2 separate regions of the Homo sapiens genome follow, and region 2 is linked to region 1. Evidence: chromatin contacts called from ENCODE Hi-C or POLR2A ChIA-PET data. All regions are on one chromosome and are shown on one strand. Each heading gives the region's core, a stretch centred on a gene start or an enhancer-like site at or near the end of the contact. The rest is flanking DNA. Distances are from core to core; before and after follow the strand shown.

What was found. A loop is a pair of places that touch in the nucleus more often than their neighbours do. ChIA-PET counts read pairs that join two places held with the same protein, here RNA polymerase II (POLR2A). Pooled maps may share reads with other maps.
Region 2: a map with no recorded cell type shows a loop between it and region 1 (4-fold over the local background). The contact joins the enhancer-like site here to the promoter of ST8SIA5-DT in region 1. A Hi-C loop is called at or near these places in 1 of 37 single-sample maps with no recorded cell type and 2 of 50 pooled maps. POLR2A ChIA-PET finds 5 or more read pairs at or near these places in 1 of 52 experiments (activated naive CD4-positive, alpha-beta T cell).

The regions. Positions count from the first base shown.
Region 1 is chr18:46,754,072-46,760,547 of GRCh38, forward strand. ST8SIA5-DT (ST8SIA5 divergent transcript) reads left to right here and starts at 3,372. Exons shown (of 3, transcript XR_001753434.3): 1 at 3,372-4,388; 2 at 4,726-6,195. ST8SIA5 (ST8 alpha-N-acetyl-neuraminide alpha-2,8-sialyltransferase 5) reads right to left here and starts at 2,982. Exons shown (of 7, transcript NM_013305.6): 1 at 2,307-2,982. The coding sequence starts at 2,437. RefSeq lists a silencer at 2,565-2,954.
Region 2 is chr18:46,858,382-46,864,302 of GRCh38, forward strand. It overlaps PIAS2 (protein inhibitor of activated STAT 2), which reads right to left. Exons shown (of 14, transcript NM_004671.5): 3 at 5,783-5,867. Among named protein-coding and RNA genes, the nearest start is that of PIAS2, 56 kb to the right of the region's middle. RefSeq lists an enhancer at 1,307-1,376. Within about 2 kb of position 1,595, at least 2 of the 41 ENCODE cell types and tissues checked have a DNase peak (open chromatin) inside an H3K27ac peak, as active enhancers do.

The sequences.
Region 1 (6,476 bases), core at 2,122-4,621:
TTCATTACAATCATGATATATGGAGGAAACAAGATAGGTAAGCAGGTGCTAGGGGTGACACTGATGTGACAGCCACATCCAGTTCAAGATCAGGACTAACCAATGATTAAGCCAAGTGCTGCAGTGTAGGTAGGGTCAGGTGTGGGAGAGACGGGAGGAAATTGTGACACACTTGCATCTCTGCACCTTTGCTCCTGCCCACTTTTTGGATGTGCATGCCCCCTGCCCCCACCCTCAAATCTTACCCTTCCTTCAAGGCCCACTCAAGTTCAACTTCCTCTGGGCACAGTCTTGCCTAACTTCTCCAGCCTATCAGTGCTTCTCTTCTCAGACAGTTTAACATTCACTTTCTGTTTCATTTGTGGCTATTTTGTTGCCCCAAATAGACTTCGAGTCCTCTGAGTACCAAGACCACATCATCTCCTTCTTTACAGACCCTTATCTACAGGCACGCTTCCAGGATCAGCCCTATACAAGTTTTGCCTGGTTGATTGGGTTGAGTCTCTAGAGTGAGGCCTGCAAGATAGCATCTATGCGATTCAGGGGGTCAGGGTCTCTGTGAGGGAGGAAGGGAAGCACCTTGTGTGCCTGCTGAACTCCTGGCAGCTAGCCCACCCACCCAAGACCAGGGAGGACTTGCCAGAGCAAGCAGGTAGTTTGGTTGGCGTTTGCCATGGGCGGTTGTATTTTCCCCCTGTTGACAAGGCAGAAGGAATCCCAGCAGCCCCAGCAACTTTGGGGAGGTGCCGGGAGGGGGCAGGAACCCAGAGCTGCCCTGCTGAAGAGCAAGTGCCAAGACAGCAGCAGGCAATCGGCCTGCAGGGCCGCAGCAAGCTGTGGGGGACCCAGCTGTCCTTGCATAGGATCATCTCAGGGGCAGCAGTAGCCAAAACAAGAGGCAGGCCCAATCAGATCCAAGAAGCCAGGAGACTCCGAAGATGGCCTTTAAAGCCACCAGTGTCAGACAGCACTCAGGAGCTGCCACCAACCAGGGAACGCTCCCTGGGAAGGTCCGGAGCAGCAACTGGCTGTAAACAAATGTTCAGAACAAGGTGCCTCATTACTCCCCAGCTCCGGGGGAGTTACAAGGAGGGGAAACAGCCTAAGTGCTCGGCTTTTCCACTGGACAGCGACACCTAGCAGCGATCCTCACCCTCCCACCTTCGTGGGCAGCCCAGATTGGGAGCACCCATACCTGATGTATCCACCTCACCCAAAGGATGAGAAGAGGGCTGTTTCGTTATGGGGAAGTTTAGAGAAGAAGGTGGGATGCTTACTTAGCTAGAGAGACATTTATTTTCCTATCAACCTAGGGGAGGGGCGGTGAGAGTAGGGAGACACTAGCAGCAAACTAAAAAACAGCCCAGCAGCTAGGAGAGAGGGCTCTTGCCAAGAGAGGCTCTGATATGGGTGTATCCTAGAGCAAGAACCTCCCCTAATCTCTCAAACCAGGCGGAGGAACCCCAAGTGTTTCCTTAAGCCAGCAGAGCCGGCAGAAGGAAGTGGCTGGCATTTCAGTGTATCTTCTGCAAATAGAGAGGCTGAGGCTGTGCCCGAATTGAATTTCTGAGTGACACCTCCTACTGCTCTTTCTCTTGGAGTTTAACCGTGGATTGGGGTGGAGTAGGGGGAGAGCCCAACGAGGGGTTAACTTATGCTGCAGCTCTGACCTTTTGCGCTAAGGATGAGAAAAAAAAAGCCATCTGTTTCAGAAGGAATCAGGTTGTTGAGTTTCACAGATCCAGTGGCTGTGGGATTGTAAGACTTCACTATCACTATCCCTGTCGCATAGCCACAGCCCACACTACCACCCCCACCGAACCCGAAGCTCCTGGAGGGGAAAATGCTTTTTCTCCCAAGGGTCCTTACGAAAGTTCAGGACTCGCGAGGTTATAAACAAACAAACAAACAAACAAACAATCGATACGATTTTGAGCCCTCCGACCCCGGAGTCCAAACAAATGGCCATAGAACTGTGGGTCTGGAGGACACCGCTCCGATCCATGCGGTCTCTCCGGGTATTAAATGGATTTATCGTCAGCCTGGTTGCTTGGAATTCTATTCTGTCCTTCATTTTTCACAGCGGAACAAAGTTGTCTGGACCCTCCAGCCAGCGCTGGGCAGAAGCAAGCAAGGATGCTCTTGGAAACGCGGTGGCCCAAGCCTAAGCGGCCATGCTCGGGGCTAGGAGCGGACCCCACGGCCACTCACCCCGGGGCGCTGCGACCGAAGCTGCCGCGGCCACTGCCACCCGGGGGCTCGCCGGCCGGCTCCGCGCATCCCGCCCTCTCAATGGACTTTCTTACCTCTTAATGTAGTTCCTGCCATACAGGATCTGTTGCAGCAAGGTCACCAAGGCAAAGGCGCAGATGAAGATGAAGAGCAAAGTTCGGCTCCCCAACAAATCCCGGTTGGCCGAGGGGTCCGCGTAGCGCATCCTGGCTACCGGGCGCCGCGGGCGCGGGGTACGGGGCGGCCAGGCAATGACTCGCGGGGTTCCGGGGCCCCGGGGGGCGCGCGGCCGACTTGGCGCCTCACGGTGCGGTCAGGCAGGCGGGGGACTTCGAGGGGCAAAGTTTCTGGTTGGCGCGGCCGGAGCTGGGGGCATCCAAGCGTCGCAGGCGCTGGGGCGGCAAGCAGGACAGGGCCGGTGGCAGGGAGCTCTGCCGCGGCCAGGGGCCTTCCCCACCCCCGGGTACCTTTACCTCCAGGCGCCGGTGCCGGGTAGCCGCCGATTTCCCCGCGGAGGGGAGACGCCAGGTGCCACGAGCCGGAGGCGGCCCCTCCCGCCGAGGTGGCGGCCAATGGGGAGCAAGACCCGGGCTCCGTCCCCTGTGCGCCCCAGCGCGCCGCGCATCGACCCCTCCAGTCCGGCGCCGGATCGCGGTTGCCCAGCGCGCTGTGCCCTGCCGGGGGCGGGCCACGTTTGATCTCCGGGCCCGCAGCAAGGGATCGCGAAGGTTGGCCTCCGGTTCTGCCGATAGGGACGGGGGGAGGGGGCGTACAAAACACCCGCGCAGTCTGGCTAATGATAGGCGGGCCGTGGGGAGGGGGAGGGGCGGAGCGCAAAACGCCGGGTTTGAATCTTGGAATTAAAAAGAGGGCAGGGGCTGGGCGCGGTGGCTCACTCCTGTAATCCCAGCACTTTGGGAGGCCGAGGCGGGCGGATCACAAGGTCAGGAGTTCAAGACCAGCCTGGCCAATATGGCGAAAACCCGTATCTACTAAAAATACAAAAAACAAAATTAGCCAGGCGTGGTGGCACGCGCCTGTAGTCCCAGCTACTTGGGAGACTGAGGCAGAAGAATCGCTTGAACCTGGGAGGCGGAGGTTGCAGTGAGCCGGGATCGCGCCACTGCACTCCAGCCTGGGCGACAGAGCGAGACTCCGTCTCAAAAAGAAAAAAAAAGAAAAAAAAGAGGGCAGGAAGAGGAAACAACAGTTGCGGAGCTGGACTTGATGGAAGGGAGCATTTGCGTGCGGCGCGCAGGGCACTGAGTCACCATCGTGGCCGCGTCCTCGCGCTCTCCTAGCGATTTCTCCGGAGAAAGCGGAGCAAGGTCAGCCGGGCAGCCCTTCAAGGACGGCGCGCCGCTCCTGCATGCTGATGGCCTGCGGGGCTGCCTGCCCGTGCCCCGGCGCCCAACTCCTACAAGGAAGAAATTCAGGGGCTCCCCGCCCCCGCCACAGTCCTCTTCCCCCTCCCCAGCTGCAACTCGGCAGCCGTTCGTCAAAGACCCTGTTGTCACCGAGACACTGGGACCTTGTCTCATCCTTGGAACCACTCGTAAATCTTAGGTCAGGCAGCCGGCAGCCTTCGGGGACCACAGTCCCCCCAAAGCTTTAGGAAGCCAGTTACTACATCCGGAAAGATTCGTGCTTCAGAACGCAAGCCAGGGAGAATAATCACAGAAACGCAATGCGAATGTCGTGCCTCTCAGAAATTCTTAGCCTGAAATACCGTCCCCACCCCCCAACCCGGCCAGGCGACAGTCCTGTCATCCTAACACCGCAGAGGCTCCAAGCGCTGGGAGTCGTGTGCCCGCGGCGCTCGCCACTGAGGCCGGTTGGAAGATTCTAGGGTGCCCCTTCCCAGGTTCCAGCAGGCACTCCGGGATGTTCTAGAGTCAGGCCAGGGATTCAACAGCGAACCTGACCGAAACTCAAACCTCAGCACAAGAACTTTGATGGGGGAAGTGCCCAGACTCCAATACTCTCGACCTTGGCATTTAGTAGTTTCTTCTTTGAACTGGAAAGATCAAATAATGCACAGTAAAATCTCATGATAAGGGTTCCACCAAGAATTCGGGATTTGTGTTAATTCATAAGGCAGAAGTGGCCCCTGTGCTATCCATGAAGAGTTTCTGTATTTCTCTGCAAGGTCACAGGTAGGCTTTTTTTTTTTTTTTTTTTTTTTTTTTTTTTTTTTTTTTGAGACGGAGTCTCGCTCTGTCGCCCAGGCCGGACTGCGGACTGCAGTGGCGCAATCTCGGCTCACTGCAAGCTCCGCTTCCCGGGTTCACGCCATTCTCCTGCCTCAGCCTCCCGAGTAGCTGGGACTACAGGCGCCCGCCACCGCGCCCGGCTAATTTTTTGTATTTTTAGTAGAGACGGGGTTTCACCTTGTTAGCCAGGATGGTCTCGATCTCCTGACCTCATGATCCACCCGCCTCGGCCTCCCAAAGTGCTGGGATTACAGGCGTGAGCCACCGCGCCCGGCCACAGGTAGGCTTTTTAACCAATTAAAGAAAAACTCCAACATTTAGAGGGCCCATTATTATAATAATTCCTGTATTTGTTTGCTGTCTGGCACATAAAAACGTGCTTCACTTGCATATATTAATGAATTTTCACCTCCTAGCCCCTGGCTAACCCATTTTACAGCTGAAAGGACTAAAGCAACAGATGCCCAAAGTAACTCACCTAGCAACAAGTCTTGGGATTCTGAGATGAGGTTCTTTCTCCCACACACACAGGCAGGCTGGCTTCTTGGGAGTGGGACTTGTTCATTTGTCCCCACCACCACCATTGATTTTGACTGATTGCTCCACTCTTGCTGTCTTCAAACTTTTGAACAAGGGGGTTTGCATTTCTCTTTGCACTGGGCCAAATTATGAGGTAGGTCCTACACACAGGCTCCAAGATGACAGTACTAATTTTTCACTAATTTTTCTCTACTTGGTGCTCAAGTGTAGAGTTTGAGGGGTACTATCATCTTCACTCCAGGCAAGGCACTGTTGTTTCTTTTGTATTCCTGCTTATTCTCCACCCCATCAGGTGCTCACTCTGATACCTGTCTTTGAGTGCTGTTTTCTTGGAAAAACAAATCTATTTTCAAGAAATGAATCAAAATTATCCTAAGAACTTTTTAATTGCAATATAATGCATTTACAGAAAAGTACACAAATCATAAATGTTCAGGTCGCTGTGTTTTCACAAGCTGAACACACCCATGTAACCAGTACACAGATCAATTATCGGCCCCCAGGAGTCCCCTCATGTTCCTATCTGGTTACTATGTACTCAAGAGTAACCACTGTTCTGAATCCTAACCCCAAAGATCAGTGCTTCCTGTTTTGTGTTTTATATAAATGCAATTATACATTATATATTATTTTGTGTCTGCCTTCTTTTGCTTAACGTTGCTATGAGATTTATCCATGCTGTTGCATGTGGTGGGCAGAATTACAAGAAGACCCCCAAGATTCCTCACCCCTTCTTGTATGCACATTCCCATAGGTATTGATCTAGGCGCTGCTGTGAAGGGAATTTGCAGATGTAATTGGCCTAAATCAGTTGGCTTTAATATCAGGAAATTGTCCTCAGTGGGCATGGCCATATGGAGCCCTTACAAGGGACTGGGCTCTTCCTGGTGAAAAAGATTTGAATCACGAGAGTGGCTGATATGAGGGAAATTCTTTGCTGTTGCCTTCGAAGACAGAAGAGGTCCACAAGGCAAAGGATGCAGACAGCCTGTAGGAGCTGAGACTGGCTCCTGGCTGACAGCCAGCAAGGAAATGAGGACCTCAGTCCTCCAATCATGAAGCAGACTCCGACTTCTGCTAACAACCTGAATACACTTCAAAGAGGATTCTGAGCTCCAGCCGCCTACACATTGATTTCAGCTGTTGGGACCCTCAGCCGAGAACCCAGCTATGCCGTGCCCAGATGTAAGACCTACACATCTGTGAGCTTGTAAGTGTGTGTTGCTTTAAGCCACTAAGTTTGTGGTAATATGTTTCACTGCAATATGAAACTAATACTTCTGTGTGCAGTTATAGTTTGTTCAATCTTATTGCTATATAGTATGCCATCAAACGACTGTGGCACAACTTATCCATTCTACAGCTGATGGACATCTGGGTAGTTGCTGCCATCAGCCTTCCAGTGCATGGTTTTTTGGGTGAAAACATGCATGCATATCTGCTGGGTATCTATTTCTAGAAGTAAAATTGCTAGGTCAGAGAGTATACATA
Region 2 (5,921 bases), core at 345-2,844, 100 kb after region 1:
CATAATTAGGAGACCATTACAATTGAAGAGGCAAAAAACAAGGGCTTGAAGCTGGGCGCAGTGGCTCACGCCTGTAATCCCAACATTTAGGAAGGCTGAGGTAGGTGGAGTTCAGGACCAGGCTGGGCAACACAGCAAGACCCCATCTATGCAAAAAATAGAAAAATCAGCCAGGCATGGTGGCACATGCCTATAGTCCCAGCTAGTCAGAAGGCTAAGGTGGGAGGATCAATTGAGCCCGGACATTAAAGGCTGCAGTGAGCCTTGATTGCGGCACTGTACTTTCAGCCTGGGTGACAGAGCAAGACCCTGGCTCAAAAAATAATAGTAATTTCAAATGAGGGCCTGAAAGCTATTAAACATAAATACCACTGAGTGATATTCACACATAAAAAATGGTAAGACTTGATGAATGACTAGATGTGAGAAGGCAGGATAAGGGAAGGGGAGTTTCTAGGAGGGTATCCAGGTTTTGGAATGCTGCAACTGAAGAGATGGCCATGCTACTCACCAGGACAAGAAGAGGCAGAGCAAGTTATAGCATCAATCTCCCAAACCACCCAGTGAGGTGGTGATCATTATTCCAATTTTGCATGCTGAGAAAGTGAGGTTTAGTCACCTGTCTAGGGGCATACGGACCTAAGTGGTTGGTTCAGAATTCACTTTATACTTAGTATTACTCTAAAGACCATACTAGCTCCCTCAAAGGTAGAGTTGCCTTGCTGAGTTTTAAATATTCAGAATGACATAAAAGAATCAATGAAGGGCCAGACGCGGTAGCTCACGCCCATAATCCCAGCACTTTGGGAGGCCGAAGCGGGTGGATCATGAGGTCAGGAGATCGAGACCATCCTGGCTAACATGGTGAAACCCTGTATCTACTAAAAATACAAAAAATTAGCCAGGCGTGGTGGTGGGTGCCTGTAGTCCCAGCTACTCAGGAGGCTGCGGCAGGAGAATGGCGTGAACTCGGGAGTCAGAGCTTGCAGTGAGCCAAGATCACGCCACTGCACTCCAGCCTGGGTGACAGAGCGAGACTCCGTCTCAAAAAAAAAAAAAAAAAAAAAAAAAGAATCAATGAAGTGCAGCAAACAGACAGGATGTGGTAAATGAAGAGTGGCCTATCACAAAGAGGCCTCTGTCAAGGCAGATTCCAATGCCATTAAGGAAACGAGTAATGCAGAAGGAAATATACTAAGCAAAAATCTCCTTGAGGCCAGTCTGTTTTTCAACTTCGCATCTTTGGTGCCTGGAATATTGTCTGGTCCATAGTAGACAGTTAATAAATGTGTGCTAAATGAATGAATAAAAGAACAAAAGATAAGCAGGTTTGATGGAAGGCAAGCTCAATTTTAGATGTGTTGTGCTTGATGCCCTTGTAGGTCAAAGGAGAGGCACTGAAAAAGGTGTCTAGAGGGAGGTGTTGGTAATTTTGCAGCCACCCATATAAAAATAACAAAGCACATTAATGAATATTATCATAGAGTAGCAAGAAGAGAATCCCAGATTGATCCCTTAAAATGGGTACAAGAAGTCAGTGTGAGGAACTGAGAGCATGGTTAAAAATATACTAGTACCAAATGGAAGGAGCAGCGCTAAAGCCAAAAAGAGAACTGAATCCAATGTTCAATCTTCACAAGATGTAACAGAAAGAACAAAAAAACCTGGACAAGAATGTATTCAAGCGTCTAGTCTAGATCTTACTACCACTACAGGCAAAGGGGAGGGAGCTAGAAACACAGCTGTGGTTCTCAAGTTGGCTGCATACCAGAAACCTGGGAAACTTTAAAAACCACTCATGTTTGGGTTCAATCCTGAGATTCTAATTTAACTGATGTGGGATAAAACCTGAGTATGAGAATTTCCTAAATCTCCCCAGCTGATGCTAATATGCAGCAAAGTTTGAGAAACATGGGGAGAGAAGTAGTTAAATGACACAAGAAGCAATCATCCGAATCCAGAATGTACAATATGCTAGATCAAATAGATCACTTTTTTTGGAAAGTAGTGTTACAAAATAAAGCCTAATGAGAGAAACCAGGGCTCCCTGGAGAACTGATCAATTCCACAGTTGCAGCAGAGAAAATACAAGATAAGCCTTCAGCATTTTTGTTGCAAGAAATTAAAGAGCGCTCAAAGTGGGTTTCAGGGAGAGAGGTATATCAAAAGGGCATAGGAGCCAACCTGAAAGAACTTCTAATAGCCAAAGATAGAACAATTTGAGCATATCAATTACTGTAACACTGGAATATAACTCATAGAGCACCCATGAGTCCACACTGTTATAAACGAATAAACGGGCTGGGAATGCTGGCTCACATCTGTAAAGCCATACCTGTAAACCCAATAGTTTGGGGGACAAAGGAGGGAAGATCACTTGAGCACAGGTGTCTGAGACTAGCCGAGGCAATACTGTGAGACCCCATCTCTATAAAAAACATAAAAATTAGCCAGGTGTGGTGTTGTACACCTGTAGTCCTAGCTTCTTGTGGGGCTGAGATGGGAGGATCATTTGACCCCAGGTGGTCAAGGCTGCAACAAGCCATGATCACCACCACTGCACTCCAGCCTGGGCAACAGAGCAAGACCTTCTCTCAAAAATAAAATAAAATAAAAGGCCGGGTGTGGTGGCTCACACCTGTAATCCCAACACTTTGGGAGGCCGAGGCAGGCGGATCACCTGAGGTCAAGAGTTCAAGACCAGCCTGACCAACATGGTGAAACCCTTTCTCTACTAAAAATACAAAAATTAGCCAGGCATGGTGAAGAATCGCTTGAACCTGGGAGGCAGAGGTTACAGTGAGCCGAGATTGTGCCACTGCACTCCAACCTGGGCGACGGAGTGAGACTTTGTCTCAAAAAATAAACAAACAAAATGAATGAATGAAAGAAAGAAAAGAAAAGGAGACAGCTCCTCCTTGTAAAAATAAAATAATCTCAATGTAAAAAAGATTAAGGACAACAGAACACAAGAATGTTTTTGCTAAAGTAACCACTAAAGCCAAGATTCACGAGTGAACACTGAATTAATCTGCAAAAGTTTGAGGAAAAACAGAATACTAGGTGCCTAGTTGCAAAGTTATCTTTGCAAAATATTTATCAACAAAGGAACAAACAGTAACTTTACAGTGCAGATACCTGGCAGCTAGTATCAGCCAAGTGATCAAGGTTAACATCACCAAAAATAAGATATCAATATTATGTTGCCTGATATGGTACCCTGAGAAGGGCACATAACTTGAGGTATTCTTGCCAAAAATGCACAACCTCCATCTAATCATGGTAAAACATCAGCCGTACCCCCAAATCAGAAAGAGTCTACAAAACACCTGATCAGTACTCTTCAAAGTGTCACGCTGTGAAAGACAAAAAACAAACAAACAAAAACTAAGAAACTGTAACAGATTGAAGCAGAGTAGGATGACTCAACAATTAAATGTGATTTGGGATTGTATCTAGGAACAGAAGACGTTTATTGACCAAAAAACTGGTGAAATCTGAATAAAGTCTGTAGTTAATAGTACTGTACCAATGTTGATTTCATGGTTTTGATCATTGTACTATGGTGATATAAGATTTAATATTAAAGGAAACAGGGATAAAGAATATATGTATTATTTCTATAATTTTTATCTAAATAAAAATTACTACAAAATATAAAGTTTTTATGCCGGGCATGGTGGCTCACGCCTGTAATCCCAGCACTTTGGGAGGCCGAACAGGTGGATCACTTGAGGCCAGGAGTTCAAGACAACCCTGGCCAACGTGGTGAAACCCCGTCTCTACTAAAAACACAAAAATTAGCCAGGTATGGCGGCACCTGCCTGTAGTCACAGCTACTCAAGAGGCTGAGGCAGGAGAATCGCCTGAAACCGGGAGGTGGAGGTTGCAGTGAGCCAAGATCATGCTACTGCACTCACTCCAGCCTGGATGACAGAGCGAGACTCTGTCTCAAAAAAAAAATTATGTAATTAAGTACAGAATTTCCCAAACTTACTTAACTGCAACAATCTTATTTTTGAAAAACTCTTACTATCATCTCAAAGAGTGTTCTAATTAATATCTGAAAAGGAAGTAAACACCTCTAATTTACTCAATTCCTTGCTCTGCTTTTAACATTACAGCCCCCCAAAAATCATTAACCTCCCAGAAGCCTTAGTTTTATCATGCTGAATCTTTTAAGAATGCAACTTTAAAGAGTCATATAAATAATGTTTTGTTAACACTAAAGGTGTGTGTATACATATATACATACATATATATACACATATATACACATATATATACACACATATATATACACACACACATATATATACACATATATGTATATATTCTTTTGAGATAGAGTTTCACTCTTGTTGCCCAGGCTGGAGTGCAGTGGTGCGATCTCGGCTCACTGCAACCTCTGCCTCCTGGGTTAATGTGATTCTCCTGCCTCAGCTTTCCGAGTAGCAGGGATTACAGGCGCCCGCCACCATGCTCGGCTAATTTGTTGTATTTTTAGTAGAGATGGGTTTCGCCATGTTGGCCAGGCTGGTCTCGAACTCCTGAACTCAAGTAATCCACCCACCAGAGCCTCCCAAAGTGCTGGGATTACAAGCATGAGCCACCACGCCCAGCCTTTTTAAAAATATTTTTAATTGGAAAATTAAATGCTACAGATTTCCTTTTCTTTCTTCTTACATCTCTTAGTTCATCTGCTCTTTACAAATGGGTCTACCAATACTTTTCATAATTGTTTTCATATATCTGGTAATTTTTTGGTCAGGATGACTATACAGCTCACTTTACCCATAACTACCTCAGTTTATGTTCTTATCTCAGAATAATTATTAGTAATGTTTACTTTCACTCTCAAAAATGCCCCAGTTTGGAATGATAAAGCTTATGGTCACCCTGTCTTTGGGCTACTATAAATTCTTTTTATATTGCTTTACCCAATATATATATTTTTTCAGATGGGGTCTCGCTTTGTTGCCCAGTCTCGAGTGCTGCAGCATGATCACAACAGCTCACTGCAGCCTCGACCTCCCAGGCTCAAGTGATTCTCCCACCTCAGCCTCCTGAGTAGGTGACACTAATTTCTGTATTTCTTGTAGAGACAGGGTTTCACCATGTTGCCCAGGCTGGTCTGAACTCCTGGGCTCAAGTGATACTGCCACCTCCCAAAGTGCTAGGATTACAGGCATGAGCCACCATGCCCAACCTGGGAATAAATTTTTCATTTAAAAAATTATTGCCAAATATAACAAAAAGTAATCTAAAAGACATTGAGGTTTTATTCAAAGGTTAAAAATTTTATTCTAACACACAGTATTTACTAAATATTTGGCTGACTTTAGTCAAAGTATACTACCCTTTCATGAGAGAAACAGGTCAACTGTTATGGACTGAATTGTGTATCCCCAAAATTTATACGTTGAAGTCCTAACCCCCAATGTGACTGTATTTGGAGACAAGGCCTTTAAGGAGGAAATTAAGGTTAAATAAAGCCACAGGGTAGGTCCCCAATCCAATATGACAGTGTCTTTACCAGAAAAGAAAGACACCACGGATGCACTAGCACAGAGAAAAGGCCATCTGAGACGTGCAAGCCAAGGAGAAAGGCTTCAGGAGAAATCAAACCTGCCAAAACCTTGATCTTGGACAGAAGCCTCCAGCATTTTGAAAAACAAAAGTCTGTTGTTTACACTGTCCAGTCTGTGAAATTTTGTTATGGCAGCCCTACAGGTGAATAAACCAATATTCATGAGAAATATATTCCAAATATTCCTCTTACCTGGATATGCATATCTCTCTAACTTGTTGAGGTGTCAAAGCAAAAATAAAAAACTTCTCTTGAAATCGCTGAATACTGCTTTGAACTGGGAAGAAAAAAAAAAAGAAAGATAATATTTCAATAACAAATCCAACACTAC